Linked DNA regions of Homo sapiens: region 2 is linked to region 1. Evidence: chromatin loops called from intact Hi-C (ENCODE). Cell type or tissue: mammary epithelial cell. All regions are shown on one strand. Each heading gives the region's core, and the rest is flanking DNA. Links, peaks and the distances in the headings are about the cores only. Region 1 holds the start of CMTM3 (CKLF like MARVEL transmembrane domain containing 3). Region 2 overlaps CMTM4 (CKLF like MARVEL transmembrane domain containing 4).

Region 1 (8,233 bases), core at 3,871-6,370:
CCACCTCAGCCTCCCAACGTGCTGGGATTACAGGCATGAGCCACAGCGCCTGACCTTCTATTTTTTATTAAACAAAACATCTTGCCCTTGTTGGCAAAGCACCCTATGAAATATAAAATGAAGTCTTTTTCTAAGATGGAGTTAGTTATGTCAAGGGTGCGCAGTACTGTGCCATAAGCTCTCCCCCGGCTGCCCAGAGAGAAAACCTAAGGGCCTCTTAAAGACACCATCACAGCAGTTCAGCGGGGAGCAGGCAGGAATGGTTTCGGATCTAGTGGTGGTGAGAAGTAGACAGAGATCAGAGAAAGTTATAGGAGGTGAAAGTGGGAGGACCTTGGTTACAGACTGCCGGTGAAGAGGGACAAGGACAACCCGCAGGTCTCCGCTAGTCAGGTGGAAGGAAAGGAGGGGGCAGTGCCCTTCGCAGAGGCACAGGAAGCTGGGTCTTGATCACGCTGAACTCCAGACGCTCTCTAGATGTGCACGCATGTGCGTGTGGAGTGTGTGTGTGTGTGTGTGTGAGAGAGAGAGATGTGTTGGGGTGGGGGGACTGCAGGTCAGGAAGTCCTGCAGATGTGCGTGCCTGTGTGTGTTTGCGCGCGCGCGCGCGTGTGTGTGTGTCTGTGTGTGTGCCTGGAGCTGCGCTTGCAGGTCTGAGAGTCCTCTGAGAATGGGTTGGGGGAGGCGGGTGCAGGACCGAGGCCTGGAACAGCCAACAAAGAGGCCCTGGAGGAGGGTGGGGCTGGCCGGGGACAGGAGGGGTGGCCAAGAAAGTCGCAAGAAAACTCCGGCCCCCAAGAAAAAGAGAGGGCATGGGTTGCGGAGCCGACATCACGGCCGGGGTCTTTGCTGTTTAGACGCCTGGGTTCCCGGATCCCAGACACGCGCACGGGCAGGAAGTTAGACCGGAGACAGCGAGTATAGACAGCCCTTCTGGATAGGGGCAGACGGGTGGGAGCTCCGAAGGGGTGCCGGGGCGGTGATCGGGAGGTCTCCAGCGGCCCGAACCAGGGTGAAGAAGAAGGTGGAGTCTGCGGAGGCCCCAGGCCGGGGAGGGGGCGGGTCGGGCCCAGCATCCCCCGCAGCCGGGGTCCGAGGGGGAGGGGCGGGCTGGAGGAGCGGGTGGGGGCGGGGCGGGGCGTGGCGGCGGGGGATGCGCCCCTGCGCGAGCCAGTGTCGCCTGCCCTCCTTCCGCACAGCCCGGGTTTCCGCTTCCCTCCGGGCGCGAGAAGAGGGGAGCCAGGCCGAGCCCCGGCCCTACCGCCGCCGCCGCCATGTGGCCCCCAGACCCCGACCCCGACCCGGACCCCGAGCCTGCCGGCGGCTCCCGTCCCGGCCCCGCGGTCCCCGGGCTCCGCGCCCTGCTGCCGGCGCGGGCTTTCCTCTGCTCTCTCAAAGGCCGCCTCCTGCTGGCCGAGTCGGTGAGTGCGGCGGGACCCTCGGCCGCCCCGCTAGGACTGCGCGGCTCCTTTCGGAGGAGGACGTCGGGGCGCGGGTGGGGTCCGGGGGCGGCCGCCGTGCTCCGATACCCCCTCTCCGCGCCGCCTCGGCCGACTTCTCTCGGGCGCCTGGCGAAGTTGGGTCGAGGTCCCCAAACTTTGGACGGCGGGGCGGGGCCCGAGCCCAGGCCATCCGCGGCGCTGTCCCCGCGAGTCCAGAGCTGGGGGCCGTGGGAAGTGGGTGGGGCCCGGGGATGTGGGTCCTGCTGTGTGAGCCAGGCGCCCCCGCCCTCTCTGGGCCCCGGGGACTCGGGCAACTCGGACCTCCGGGACTCCCGGGCCGCAGCGGGGTCCGCTTTCCTGCGAGCGGGTAGTGCGGGCCGGGGCCTCGACCTGCGGGGCCGAGCCGGCGGGGGGCCGTGCGGAGCGGGAGGGATCCCCCACCCCCGGGACTGGGTGAGGCGGCCCCGCGGTGACTTCATCGCCCTCCTCCCCTCCGCGGCCGGGCTCCTTCCTACTCCGCCCTCGCCCCCACCCCGGCCGGTGGGGCTTCTTTGTCCTCTGGACACCGGAGGCGCCCGCACTGTCCGCTGTGGGGTAGGGGTGGCGCTGGGCCGTTGGGGATGGGGAGGGAGAGGCCGGGCCGGAGACCGGGGGAGGCGGGAGGAGAGAGCGGCGCACGGCGGCGGCCACTTGTTGCTTAGATCCCAGGAACTTGGCGCTTCCTGCCCTTGTCCCCACTTTACAGATGAGAGCGCTCAGGCGCCTGATTTGACAGGTGGCTCAACTGAGGGGCCCAGTGAGAGCGGCCAGGAGGGTGGGGGCAGGAGGAAGGGGGATTCTGCTCCGGGACCTCTCCCTGGTCACTCAGGGCAGAGGGCAGAAGGTGGTCCTGCAGCCTCTCCCACGGTCAGCCCAGAGGCCACCTGCCCAACGCCCAAGTGAGACACCAATGCCACACTCCGAGCCCACACTCCCAGCCCCACCCTGGAGACCACTGGGAGCCACTTGAGGGGAGAAGCCTCGAATCCACCGTCCCCAGAGTGGCTTGAACCCCCCCATCCCCACCCAAGACCACCTCATAAGAGGGAGGCATATGTCCAGCAGGAGCATAGAGGCCACCCTGGGCCCAGCAGATGTCAGGAATCCAGGTCAGGGAGGATAAGGAAGGGTGAACGGTCAGCACTCAGGGTTCACAGGAGCCGCTGAGGGCACTCCTGCCTCCCTAGTCCCCTCACTCCCACCCCCAGGCCAAGCAAGTGCAGAGGCTGAGATGGACAGAAACAGAGAGAGGAAGTGGCCCCAGAAATCGCGGGATGAAAAAACAGGAATTGAGAGGGGAATCCCCAGAATTAGGCTTTGGGGTGCAGGCATAGGAGACAGGAAGGGGAGGGCCAGAGCTGGGTCAGTCCCATGGAAGGCCTTCCTGGGAGGCCCCAGCAGCCTCCCAGCCCGTCTCTATGCCTTAGTCTATCTTTCCAAAGGGGGCTCAGCTGCACCCAAGGCCATGTGCAGAGCAAATGGGGGTGCTCTGGGGACCCCCTGGGATCCCTGCAGTTCATTTGTCTGAAGCAGCCACAGTGCTTCCTGTGGGGCATCTGGGTGTCCCCATGGGGACTCCTGCACCCACTAGAAACTACTCAGCCATAGACATGTTCAAACGCAGCCACAGTGACAGAAACCAGGGACAGATGGCCTCCCCAACACCCACAGGGCCAAGTTGCTTAAGAACTCTACCTGGGCCGGGCGTGGTGGCTCATGCCTGTAATCCCAACACTTTAGGAGGCCGAGGTGGGTGGATCACCTGAGGTCAGGAATTCGAGACCAGCCTGGCCAGCATGGTGAAACCCTGTCTCTACTAAAAATAAAAAAATTAGCTGGGTTTGGTGGCGGGCGCCTGTAATCCCAGCTACTCGGGAAGGCTGAGGCAGGAGAATCACTTGAACCCCGGAGGTGGAGGTTGCAGTGAACTGAGATCGTGCCACTGCACTCCAGCCTGGGAGACGGAGCAAGACTCCATCTCTGGGGCGGAGGTAAGATAACTCTATCTGGGGGGTCAGCCAGCCCTGGGTTCAAATTCTAGTAGCCTCTGATTAGCCATGTGACAGAGTCTTCTCATCTGTCAAGTGGGGCTGTGCTCATGGGTGGATGTGAGGGTCAGAGGAGATGCCCGTGAGCCTCAGGGTACCAGGCACTGTGGAGCCCCAGGCTGGCCAACAGGTCACCTTGGCCTGCTCTGCAGCGTACCTGGGCTGCAGGACTGCCCAGGGCTCAACATCCTCCTGCATCAGCTCTTCCCACCTACAGAGTTGTGGGCAAGACCACAGTGAACATTTTGATTCTTGTAGTTCAAGTACAGCTGGCCCCACCTTTCACAGCTGGCCCTGTATGAATAAGGCAGCAGGGCCTGAGGTGTCAGTGCCAACGCACCCTCTGTTAGATGTTCCTTTCTTATCATTATGAAAATTTGCAAATACATTAAAACTCCAAAAGATTTTTTTGCTTTATCTATCTGTCCATCAAGGCATTTTATCTTTTAACACAAAATAAATTGCAGACATCAGGACATTTCAACTCTGAACACTTCAGGACGCATATCATTAAGGTTCAAGGTTTTTTCTTTTCAAGGTGAAATCTACATTCAGTGACGAGCACACGTCTTTGGTGTTGGGTGTTACTTTTTGGAAACTGGTTCCTGCCTCGCTTTGATTTCCCTCCGCAGGGCACTGAGTGGAGTGCATGTGCTTGGAAGGCTGGGGCTTTCTGACTAGGTCCTGTCAGGGAGCTGGGGTGGGGTAAGGTGAGGACTCAGGGCCATGCCCAGGACTGGGAGGCAGCATAGGTGTGAGCCTGGGCCATGCTGGGTTTTTTTTTTTTGTAGGGGCGGGTGCGGACAGGGTCTCTCTCTCTCTCACCCAGGATGGAGTGCAGTGGCCTGATCACAGCTCACTGCAGCCTCGACCTCCCCGGGCTCAGGTGATCCTCCCACCTCAGCCTCCCAAGTAGCTGGGATTTCAGGCACACACCACCATGCCCGGCTAATTTTTGTATATTTTGCCGAGATGAGGTTTTGCCATGTTGCCCAAGCTGGGGTCAAATTTCTGGGCTCAAGCAATCCACCTGCCTGGGCCTCTCAAAGTGCTAGGATTACAGGTGTGAGCCACTGTGCTTGGCCTGGGATTCTAATCTGGCTCTGCCACTTCCCAGCTGCGGGACTGTGAGCAGTTGGCTTCCCCTGCTGGAACCTCCTCTATCCTGACCACAGGGCCTGGCTCAGAGGAGCACTGGACAAGGAACATGAAAAGGCTCTGACTTCACCTCAAACTCCTTCCCCGCAGGGTCTCTCATTCATCACTTTTATCTGCTATGTGGCGTCCTCAGCATCTGCCTTCCTCACAGCGCCTCTGCTGGAGTTCCTGCTGGCCTTGTACTTCCTCTTTGCTGATGCCATGCAGCTGAATGACAAGTGGCAGGGCTTGTGCTGGCCCATGATGGTGAGGACAGGGGCCCCAGGAGGGAGGGGTGCCCTGCACAAAGTGGCCAGATGAGGAGTCCAGAGTCGTGCACTTGGGCCCTTATCCTTTCTCTAGTGTGCTGGAGTTTGCAGTTGGTTAGAACTGGATGGAGAGACCCAGCTTCAGATCATCCCAGCTCCACTACTCAGCAGCCCTGTGACCTCAAGTGGGCTGTGGTGCCTCTAGAGCAGGTCTGTGAGGCAGGGAACCCGGAGAGGGGTCTCTGGCCACCAGGTGGCGCCGGTGCTCCCCACCGGGCCTACAGGAATGAGCTGCCGCCACAGGAATTCAAGCCATTTCCACGTGGGCAGGACAGGTTAACTGAGGACTTGCAGGGCTTACCCAGACTTCAGCCATCGGCAACCCTGACCTCGTTTTATCACCTGTGAGGGCCCAGACCCCAGTGGACCTCGCTGAATGAAATGTGTCCTAGAGAAAGGGCAGCAAAGGCTCAACTTGAACCCTTGTCTCTTGACTTCATATCCAGCATCTGCTGCCTCAGGAGGGCTGCACCCTCTGTGTCCCCATCTTAGGGACGGATAAGCAGAAACTGTGGTCCATGAATGGATCGGCCACAAGAGTGTGACAAAGCCGAGGCCCAGAGCCAGATCTCCCCAATGGAGAGCGGGAAGGGAGCAGGTGGGGGTGTTTCCAACTTCTGCTTCCACCGCATCGCAGGGCAGGCTGCACCCTGATCCACACAGTTTTTTGCCCAGAGCTTAGGACAGCAGCCCCGCTGGACCCGGGATAGGGCAGTGTCAGCTGCTGGCAAGGCAGCAGAGGCACCTCGGGGGTGGGACAAGGGCCTAGGCATGTGGGTGGGGCCAGGATGGGATAGGAGCCCTCAGGTGCTAGGCCTGGGGCTGGGAACACGACCAGGCTGCCAGGCCTCCTCCCCATGCTGTGCTCAGCTCCAGGGGCTCAGGGCAGCATGCCCCTCTCTCCCCAGGACTTCCTGCGCTGTGTCACCGCGGCCCTCATCTACTTTGCTATCTCCATCACGGCCATCGCCAAGTACTCGGATGGGGCTTCCAAAGCCGCTGGGGTGAGCAGCCGCCCCACCCCTCTGGAAACTGCAGATGCCCCTCTAGCCCCTCATTTAGGGTGGGACCTGGGGCAGAGCCTTTCCCTGCTGGGGCCCCCCTGGGGTCTCATGTGGGTCCCGATGATGATTCCAAAGTCCTCTCATTAAAGACTGACTCTACCCGGGGTTTTGAAAGGCTGTTTGTCAAACCAAGTTCACAGCTCATTTTCCCACTTCCGTTACTCACAGGGGTCTGTGCCTGACACTCGGGCTGTTTGTCCAAGCAGATCTGAAATGGGCCGTGAGGCTGGGGCAGCAGCCTCCCGGAGCAGGGAGTCAGCCCTGTGATGCATCCCATCCACCCTGTCCACAGGTGTTTGGCTTCTTTGCTACCATCGTGTTTGCAACTGATTTCTACCTGATCTTTAACGACGTGGCCAAATTCCTCAAACAAGGGGACTCTGCAGATGAGACCACAGCCCACAAGACAGAAGGTAAGCGGCTGCCCTGATCACCCCAGCAGTGCTGCAACAGGGGCCTGCCCTCCCTCGGGGATGCCAGCTAGTTTGAGGCTGGGGTGGGATCATTTCCTCTCTCCCCATGGCAGGAAGTGTTTTCACAGCCCATTCTCACCTACCCTCATGCAGCACTGATCCAAAGCCAGTCCCATTCGCCTCGTGCACCCTCACCCCAGCCTTTCTAGGAGGGGCAAGCAGTGGGCATGGCTGAGCCTCAGGCCAGGCCGGCAAGTCTCCCTGGACGACCCCCCTGGGCAGCCAGTCACTCTCGGGCACCTGTCCACCTGGGATCCAGAGTGGCCATCCCCCAAACCCAGCCCCTCTGCTGTCTTACCCATCCAGGCCTGTCCTGGGAAGCTCAGAGCCCAGAAAGGAGTCAGACCCAGAAACCGTGGCAAGGGACAGATGATGTGTCCCGTACCAGGGGAGGGGCCAGATGGGGCAGCAATGACGACAGTAAAACAGGAGCCGATAGAGGGAGGGATACAGTAGCTGAAAGCAGGCCCACGCTGGGTGTCAGCTGGCCCGAGGCTCTGGAGGGGACACTAGAGCTGGGTACTGACAGATGGCAGTAGAGGAGTGTGCAGGCAGAAGAGACCAGGCCGGTGTAGGGAAGAAGGCTGAGAGCAGAGACAGCAGGCGCTTCTGCCTGGGGAGATGCTTCTCTGGACCAGGCGGATGTGCCCCTGTGCTGGCAGTGCCTGTGGCTGGACAGGTAGACAAGGGCAGCTCTGGAAGGGCCTGCAGGCCCCACCCTGTGGTTGGGATCTTCCCTAGGCAGGACCAGTAGGTTAGGCTTAAGAGCCACTGGTTTCCTAACAGCCAGGTGCTGGGGCCATGGGGATTTGTGAATCCCAGAAACCGTCCTTCTGCTGAAAATGAATGCCACTCATCCCATCCCGTCCCTTGGCAAATATTAGGTTAGAGCTCCCAGGCGGTTTCCTCAGGCTCTGCAACCTGCTCCCAGTTGCCCGCAGCAAGTGATCCCAGACAACCAGCCCAGGGACCAATTAGTAAACGTCAGTGGAAACTTGGGTGGTTTTATTTTGTTTTTTTTGTTTTACTATTTGGAGAGTTTCACATATGTAACAATTATTTTGCTGTAAAATTATTCTTGACTTATATGTTAGAATTGAATATAGCAGCCAGGCACAGTGGCTCACGCCTGTAATCTCAACACTTTGGGAGGCCGAGACGGGTGGATCACTTGAGGTCAGGAGTTTGAGACCAGCCTGGCCAACACGGTGAAACCCCATCTCTACTAAAAATACAAAAATCAGCCAGGCATGGTGGTGCCCGCCTGTAATCCCAGCTACTTGGGAGGCTGAGGCAGGAGAATCACCTATGGGAGGCAGAGGTTGCAGTGACCTGAGATCAAGACATCGCACTCCAGCCTGGGCGACAGAGTGAGACTCCATCTCGGGGGGAAAAAATTGAATATAGCAAAACCCACAAAATCTGACGAGTGCAGCCCAGGAACCGGAGTGAGGGACAGAGCTGGGGTTTAGGGACTAGGCTGCCCACACCCCAGCCCTGAGCCCAGCCATGAGCCAGCGACAGCTCATGGGGACTGACTGGGGTTCTGAGAGACAGAGGCTGGCCAGGGAGGGGATGAGCATCAGGAAGTAGCAACCAGCACTGGGGTGGGGTTGGGGGTTAGTGACTCTGGTGCTTTTCCTTCTGGGGTGGAGGTTCCAGAAGGCTCTACAGAGCTCCGAGACAGAACTGGGATTTCAG
Region 2 (8,233 bases), core at 1,983-4,482, 52 kb after region 1:
CATGTATCAAATCTGTAAAAATCCACGAGTTTGGAGAAAAAACTCATTGTTCACCTTTAGAGGTTGCTAAAGCATTAGCTTGTTATTAGGAAAATTAATGAAGGAAAAGAATCAAAAGAATCAGCATTTACCTTGCCTTTCCTGTACAAACTGTATTTCAGGAAAATCAAACAGATGGTGAGGAAAAGATCTTTACAAAATTCCAGTTAATAAATGCAAAAGGAATGATTGAATTAGAAAATCATTGGCCAGGCTCCATAACCATGCCTATAATCCCAGCACTTTGGGAGGCCAAGGTGGAAGGACCACTTGAGGCCTGGAGTTCGAGACCAGCCTAGGCAACATACTAAGACTCCATCTCTACAAAAAATATTAAAAAATTAAAAATTAGCTGGACGTTGTGATACATGCCTGTAGTCCCAGCTACTCAGAGGGCTGAGGTGGGAGGATCACTTGAGCTCAGGAGGTCTAGGCTGCAGTGAGCTATGATTGAGAGAAAGCAAAGAAAGGGAAAGAAGGGAGGTAGGGAGGGAGGGAAGGAGGGAAGGAGGGAGGGAAGGAGAGAAGGAGGGAGGCAGGCAGGGAGGGAGGGAGGGGAGGAAACCATTATTTTGAAATGATCTGGACCCGGATTCTCAATCCATCTGAAAACCAGGAGTTAGAGGGCATTAATTGCTGAACTCAACCAAAAAAACATTCTTTTTCTGCCTGTTCATTTATCAAAGTCATGCTCCTAACTCCCATTCGAGTCGCACTTCCTCCACCAAAGCTTTCTGTGGCTCTTTCTTCAGCCCAAACCAGTTTTATCGCTCTGTGATTTCCTGTGGCCCTTGATCTATGCCAGTGGCTCATATACTTGGTTCATCCAGGGATCCTTTCAAAATCCTGATACCCACATTGGGCTCTAGGACAAGATTTCTCAAACTCAGCACTATTGGCATCTCAGACCGGATCACTTTTCATTGTGAGGGGCTGTCCTGTGCATTGAGGATGTTTAGCAGCATCCCTGGCCTCCACACCACTAGGTGCCAGTACTCCTCCCACCCCCAAGTGGAGAAAGCCAAAAATGTCTCCAGATACTGTCAAATATCCCTGGGGGGCAAAATCTCCTCCCACAGGGAGGAAGAATGGCTGATCTAGCTCGTGAGCATCAGTAGCTATTAAAGCCACCGATGCGGAATTTCAAACAGATGGATCAAGCACCCACCAATCAATCTTGGCTTCACTAAAAGCAAGACAATCAGCTGCTCCACCTGCTAGTGTGGATGCCGTAGGATGAAGCCAGCAGACCTGAGACAGCTTCTTTTCATCCCACCCCCAACCCCATCCCACAGTCAAGCTATATAGAGTAACCAGGTTACAGGAAACAGAGAAGTTGAAGGAGCATGTTAAAATCACACTAGAGGCTGGGCGTGGTGGCTCACACCTGTAATCCCAGCACTTTGGGAAGCTGAGGCAGGCGGATCACTTGAGGTCAGGAGTTTGAGACCAGCCTGGCCAATATTGCGTTGTCACTACTAAAAATACAAAAATTAGCTGGGCATGGTGGTGTGCACCTGTAGTCCCAGCTACTTGGGAGGCTGAGGCACAAGAATCACTTGAACCTCAGAGGCGGAGGTTGCAGTGAGCCGAGATCGTGCCACTGCACTCCAGCCTGGGCGACAGAGTGAGACTCTGCCTCAAAAAAAAAAAAAAATCACACTAGAGAAAGCCACCAGTCAAGGCCAAAATGGGAAATCTATATAACAAATTACCCCATTTCATCAGCAAACAAATGACATAAAGGGAGATGAGGGCTGTTGTAAGATTAAGAGAGACTTCAGACACAGCAAGCAAATGCAATCACGTATGGATCTTGTTTAGATCCTAATTCAAACAAACCAAAAGGGCATTTTGGAGATCACTGGGGAAAAGTGAACATAGGATAGTCAATGACATTAAGGAATAATTATGTTATTTTGAAGTAATATTGATATTGTGGATGTGTCATTTAAAATAAAGTTCGTAACTGATAGAGATGCATACTTCATATTTATAGTTGAAATGCTATGATATTGAAGACTTGTTTTAAAATATTACAACAAAAAAGGAGGGGAGCGTTGATTAAACAAAAATGCAAAATGGTGATAACTGTAAAAGCTGGATAAAAAGTATGTGGGCACTTGTACTATTATCTTTACTAGTGTATGTCTGAAAGTTTCCATAATAAAAATTTAAATTTTTTAAAAATGTTGAAGAACTTATATCCAGAACATACAAAAAACTCAAATCTCCACAATAAGAAACAACCCAATTAAAAAGTGGGTAAAAGATATGAGCACATCACAAAAGAAGATATATAGATGGCAAACAAGCACATGAAAAGATCCTTAACATCACTAGCTATTAGGAAAATGCAAATTAAAACTACAAGGCAGAGCACGGTGGCTCATGCCTGTAATCCCAGCACTTTGGGAGGCTAAGGCAGGAGGATCACTTGAGCCCAGGAGTTGGAGACCAGCCCGGGCAATCTAGTGAGACTCCATCTCTACAAAAAAAGAAAAAATTAGCCAGGCGTGGTGGCACATGTCTGTGGTCTCAGCCTCTTGGAAGGCAGAGGTAGGAGGATTGCTTGAGCCTGGGAGGTACAGGCTGCAGTGAGCCCTGATTATGCCACTGCACTCCAGCCTGGACAATAGGGTGAGATCCTGTCTCAAAAAAAAAAAAAAAAAAACAAAACTCCACCATAAAAGGTGAAATTTATTGCATGTAAATTAAAAAGAAAAATTTTCAATGTTGTAAAGTCTATTGATAAGGAGAAGCAGCATAGAACAGTCATGTTACAAAGCAATCTGTACTTGTAAATATATGCACACAGACATATGTGAACAAATACGGAGACAGTGTTACACACAATGTGACTAGTGTTCATCTCTGATGAGTAAGATACTAGGACATGTGTTTTTTTCTTTTAACTTAGAGGTATTTTCTAATTTTTCTTAAATTGGTATTACTTGTGTGATTTCTTTAAGAAGTAATTTAAAAACAAGCAAATAAAAAAATAACTGCAAGCTGCTCTGGGAAGCCTTTCCTCATCCCTCCACAATAAACCTCTCCCTCTGCAGGCTTCCTGCTGTCTCCTCAAATCTCCTAACACTTGGCTGCCCTGTCCCCATAGTCAGCTCTTCCCTCTCCTGCTCGCTGTGCTAAGTGAGGAAGTGCAGTTTACCGCACGGTGGGGCCTGTCTCCGGAATCGCGTCTAGCTGGCTCCCTGCTCTATCCCTCCCGAACAGACACTCAGGAAAATAGCTGAGTAATGACTGACCAACAGGGCATGAACAGGCATCTACGAAACAGTCATTAAACCATGTCCACAGGCAACTGGACACTATCCAAAGGTTGATAATTAATGTTCCATGTCAGCCTAAAACATGGGCTCAGGTGAAGGGCCACTTAAGTTTCTAGAAATTATTTGGGAGAAAACATACAAAGCTGGTTTATCACTTGCCACATCTGTGAATAAGAGACTTCAGATTGCTAATATGTAAGGTAATAAGCTTCAAAATTATCCCAACATCAGCCAGACTGGTGCTGCGGATGGACTGTAACCCGTATAAATTTCAGGTTCAAAGATTCAGCTACAGGAATATAGAGTAGGGAGAACAGACTTGATAAAAGCAGCCAAGTGAAAACAGACCTGGTGATTTTAGCTGACATCAGTCACACTGAGGCTAAACGCTTGTCAGTTAAGGATGAAGTAAAAGACTGTCATTTTTAGTGGGAAGTAGAGCTAAGCAGTCCCAAATCTTTTCTATAATGCTCTGTTTTCATATTCACAGGCAGAAAAGTCTGTTCGCTAATATGAAAAGATAGTAACATTAAGTCCAAATTTTATTAAAATGGATCCTTTTATATGATTCCTTGCACATGCCAGGAATATCCCAGAGTAATACTTAAAACATTTCCTTACTATAGGCCGGGCACGGTGGCTCACATCTGTAATCCCAGCACTTTGGGAGGCCAAGGTGGGTGGATCACCTGAGGTCAGAAGTTCAAGACCAGCCTGGCCAACACGGTGAAACCCCCATCTCTACTAAAACAACAAAAAAATTAGCCGGGCATAGTGGTGCATGCCTGTAATTCCAGCTACTCAGGAGGCTGAGGCAGGAGAATTGCGTGAACTCGGGAGGCAGACACTGCAGTGAGCTGAGATCGCACCACTGCACTCCAGCCTGGGCAACAGAGCAAGACTCTGTCTCAAAAAAATAAAATAAAATAAAAATAAAACATTTCCTTACTACAAAAACAAAACAAACAAAAAACCAAAACACCATGCCACCGTGATTCATCTCTACACAAGCCAGGGCCCCAGCAGCCTGCAAGCCAGGAGCCTATTTGGCTATCAGACAATAAAAACAGACAACAAAAACAAATTAGAAAGCTTCCAAGTATCATAAATTTGGAATTCCAGTTCCAGTTAATGAAGTAGGTACACTCCAGCCTGTCTGTCCCACTGAATGCTGCTATCAAACTGGAAACAATGCACAGAGCAGCTATTTCAGGACACTGAAAAACAAATCAAAGTAGGCAGATGGTGAAGATGCCCAGAGTTCAAAGCACCACAGAACCAACAGTCAGGCTCCTATTTTTCCTCCAGTGTTCCCCAGCTTAGACTCTAAGGAGCCTCAAACCCAGAAAAACCCAGAAAAGAGAGCCTGGTATAGATAGGGAGTCCAGGACAATCCTCTAGTTCTGGCCAGAAAAGTAGACAGGGGGATTTTCCTAACACTCATAGACATTGAACACAATCCTGGGTTTTATTTTCCTTTTAACTTTTTTTTTCCTTCATTCTCACTTAGATTTCAGACCCCAGACAACCCTGAAGTGTCAGAGGCAATGCAGCAGCAGGAGGCTACAGATGTCCACAACAGAGGAGTCGACTCAGAGGAACCCGAGTTCTTAGGGCATGAGCGAACCCCCTTGCTTTCCCCTTCCCCTGTCCTCCCACCATGTGGCCTAGGACATGGACACAGCTGTGGAAACTGTTCAACAGAGTAGGGTAACTAAAGAACCAGCTTTTGGGACACAGACCCGAAAGAGGAGTTCTAAGGGCTGGAAAATACCAAGGAACTGGCAGAAAGAGGAAGCAAACCCATAAAGTTCTATAAACTCCTGTTTATAAATCAAAACACCAAGCCCATAAAGCTTATAAACTCCTGAGCTCACCCAAAGTTGTATATATATGTGTATCTGACCCTAAACAGTGCAGTAAAGACGTTGAGAATGAACTATGGGATAGCTCACCACCTAGGTCCCAGACTGACCACTGGGTGGCATATACCGAGCAAAGATTCAAATAGCATCACAAAGGCTTTGAAACAGAATTGATATTGAACCTTCAACCCACAGAAGACTGACCAGAACTTCTCACTTGAACCCAGCCAGGTTGATTGCTTTCGAAAACAAAACAAAAATCAACATTCTTCATAGGATTTAAACAAGACCAGAGTCCCATAACATAATAAACAAATGTCCACGATATAATTCTAAATTACTTGGCATACAAAGAACCAGGAAAATCTCAATTCATATGGAAAAAGACAATCAACAGATGCCAATGCCAAGATGACACAGTTGTTGGAATTATCAGATTGTAAAGCAGCTATAATAAAATAACCCAAGATTAGCCAGGCATGGTGGTATACCCCTGCAGTCCCAGCTAATCAGGAGGCTGAAGCGGGAGGATTACTGGAGCCCAGGAGTTCAAGGTTACAGTGAGTGATGAGCTACCTTCTGCTATCCAGCCCATCCATTTTTATTTTGGATACTACGTTCTATGGTTCTAAGATTTTCATTTGCTTTTTTTTTTTTTTTTTTTTTTTTTTTTTGAGACAGAGTCTAGCTCTGTCGTCAGGCTGGAGTTCAGTGGTGCGATCTTGGCTCACTGCAACCTCCGCCTCCCGAATTCAAGCGATTCTCCTGCCTCAGCCTCCCAAGTAGCTGGGATTACAGGCAAGCGCCGCCACACCGAGCTAATTTTTGTATTTTTAGTAAAGACAGGGATTCACCATGTTGACCAGGATGGTCTCAATCTCCTGACCTCGTGATCCACCCACCTCGGCCTCCCAAAGTGCTGGGATCACAGGTGTGAGCCAACACACCCGGCCCATTTGCTTCTTTATATCTTCTATTTCTTAGCTGAGACTTTCTGTCTTTCTATTTGTTTAAAGAGTACGCATCCCTACTTCTTGGATTATTTTATATAAAGCTTAGAACAGGCCAGGTGCAGTGGCACATGCCTGTAATCCTATCACTTTGGGAGGCTGAGGCAGGCAGATCACCTGAGCTCAGGAGTTTGAGACCAGCCTGGCCAACATGGTGAAACTCTGTCTCTACTAAAAATACAAAAATTAGCTGGGCATGGTGGTGGGCACCTGTAGTCCCAGCTACTCTGGAGGCTGAGGCAGGAGAATTGCTTGAACCCGGGAGGCAGAGGTTGCAGTGAGCCAAGATCGCACCACTGCACTTCCAGCCTGGGTGACAGAGTGAGACTCCGTCTCAAAAAAAAAAAAAAAAAATTTCAGATAAAGGAAAATGAAGAGAACTCATAGCCAACAAATCTGCTCTAAATGAAACGCTATGAGGTTCTTCATGGAGAATGGAAATGATACCAGAGGGAAACTTGGAATATCAGTAGTGAAAGAAAAGCAACAGAAATGGTAAAAACCTCGGTAAACATAATATACAATTCTTCTCGAGTTATTTCAAGTATGCATGATGGTTAAGAGCAAAATCTGTAACAATGTTGGGATTTCAATGTATTTGACAACGAAAACAAAGTAGGAGGGTAAAGGGACCTATGTACTTGCAAGGTTTCTGTATTTCATTCTAAGTAATGAAATGTTAATTATAAGTAAAGTGTACAATATTAATGTTATAATTATGTGTATGTATAATGTAATTCGTAGACCAAACACTTAAAAAAAAAACTATATAAAGAGATACTAGTCAAAACTCAATAAATCAATTATAATGAAATACTAACAAATATTCAAAGACTCCAAAAGAAAAGAGGAAAGGGAAAACAGGAACAAAACAGAGGGAACAAACAGAAAATAAATAACAAAATGGTAGGTTTAAATTTAAGCATACTAATAATTACATTAAATATAGGCAGGACATGGTGGCTCACACCTGTAATCCCAGCACTTTGGGAGGCCAAAGCAGGAGGATTGCCTTGAGGCCAGGAGTTCAAGGCCAGCCTGGGTGACAGAGCAAAACCCTGTTTCTCCGAGAGAGAGTCTCCCTCTGTAGCCCTGGAGTACAGTGGTGCAATCACAGCTCAGTGCAGCCTTGACCTACCGGGCTCAAGTGATCCTTCCACCTCAGCCTCCCTAGCAGCTAGAATTACAGTTACATGCCACCATGCCCAGCTAATTGTTTTGGTATTTTTTTGTAGAGACAGGGTTTTGCCACGTTGTCCAGGCTGGTCTCGAACTCCTGACCTCAAGCAATCCATCCACCTCAGCCTCCCAAAGTGCTAGGATTACAGGCATGAGCCACCATGCCTGGCCAAGACCCTGTTTCTTAAAAAAAAAAAAAAAAAAAAAAAAAAATTTAATTAATTCAAAAGGGATCATAGATCTAAATGTAAAATGTTAAACAATAAAATTCAGAAGAACACATAGGATAAAATCTTTATAAGCTGAGAATAGTTTTTAGACATGACACCAGAAGCATAATCCATGAGAAAAAAAATGGATAAAATTTCTTCAAAATTAGAAACTTGGTCTGGGCACGGTGGCTCACACCTGTAATCCCAACACTTTGGGAGGCCCAGGCAGGCAGATCACCTGAAGTCAGGAGTTCAAGACCAGCCTAGCCAACACAATGAAACCCCATCTCTACTAAAAATACAAAACTAGCTGGGTGTGGTGGTACATGCCTGTAGTCCCAGCTACTCGGGAGGCTGAGACAGGAGAATCACTTGAACCCAGGAGGCTGAGACAGGAGAATCACTTGAACCCAGGAGGCAGAGGCTGCAGTAAGCAGAGATTATGCTACCACGCTCCAGCCTGGGTGAGACAGAGCGAGACTCTGTCTCAGAAAAAAAGGCCAGGCATGGTGGCTCATGCCTGTAATCCCAGCACTTTGGGAGGCTGAAGCAGGTGGATCACTTGAGGTTAGGAGTTCGAGACCAGCCTGGCCAACATGGCAAAAACCCGTCTCTACTAAAAACACACAAAAAATTAG

The links. A loop is a pair of places that touch in the nucleus more often than their neighbours do. Peaks named below come from ENCODE experiments on the same cell type or tissue, not always from the same donor. Only the 100,000 strongest peaks of a DNase experiment are listed, where the experiment ranks them.
Region 2: it touches region 1 in a loop (5-fold over the local background); 17 of 110 quality-filtered maps call a loop at or near these places.

What each region holds. Positions count from the first base shown.
Region 1 is chr16:66,603,532-66,611,764 of GRCh38, forward strand. It overlaps CMTM3 (CKLF like MARVEL transmembrane domain containing 3), which reads left to right and starts at 1,173. Exons shown (of 5, transcript NM_181553.4): 1 at 1,173-1,421; 2 at 4,778-4,933; 3 at 5,904-5,999; 4 at 6,352-6,472. The coding sequence starts at 1,275. It also overlaps a transcript of CMTM4 not described here. RefSeq lists silencers at 1,058-1,897, 1,958-2,177 and an enhancer at 5,469-6,280. In mammary epithelial cell, for the core only: a CTCF peak has its summit at 5,186 (motif pointing right); a DNase peak (open chromatin) is centred at 5,220.
Region 2 is chr16:66,657,694-66,665,926 of GRCh38, forward strand. The region is part of intron 1 of CMTM4 (CKLF like MARVEL transmembrane domain containing 4); the gene reads right to left. Among named protein-coding and RNA genes, the nearest start is that of CMTM4, 35 kb to the right of the region's middle. In mammary epithelial cell, for the core only: a CTCF peak has its summit at 3,234; a DNase peak (open chromatin) is centred at 3,268; H3K27ac peaks cover 1,786 bases.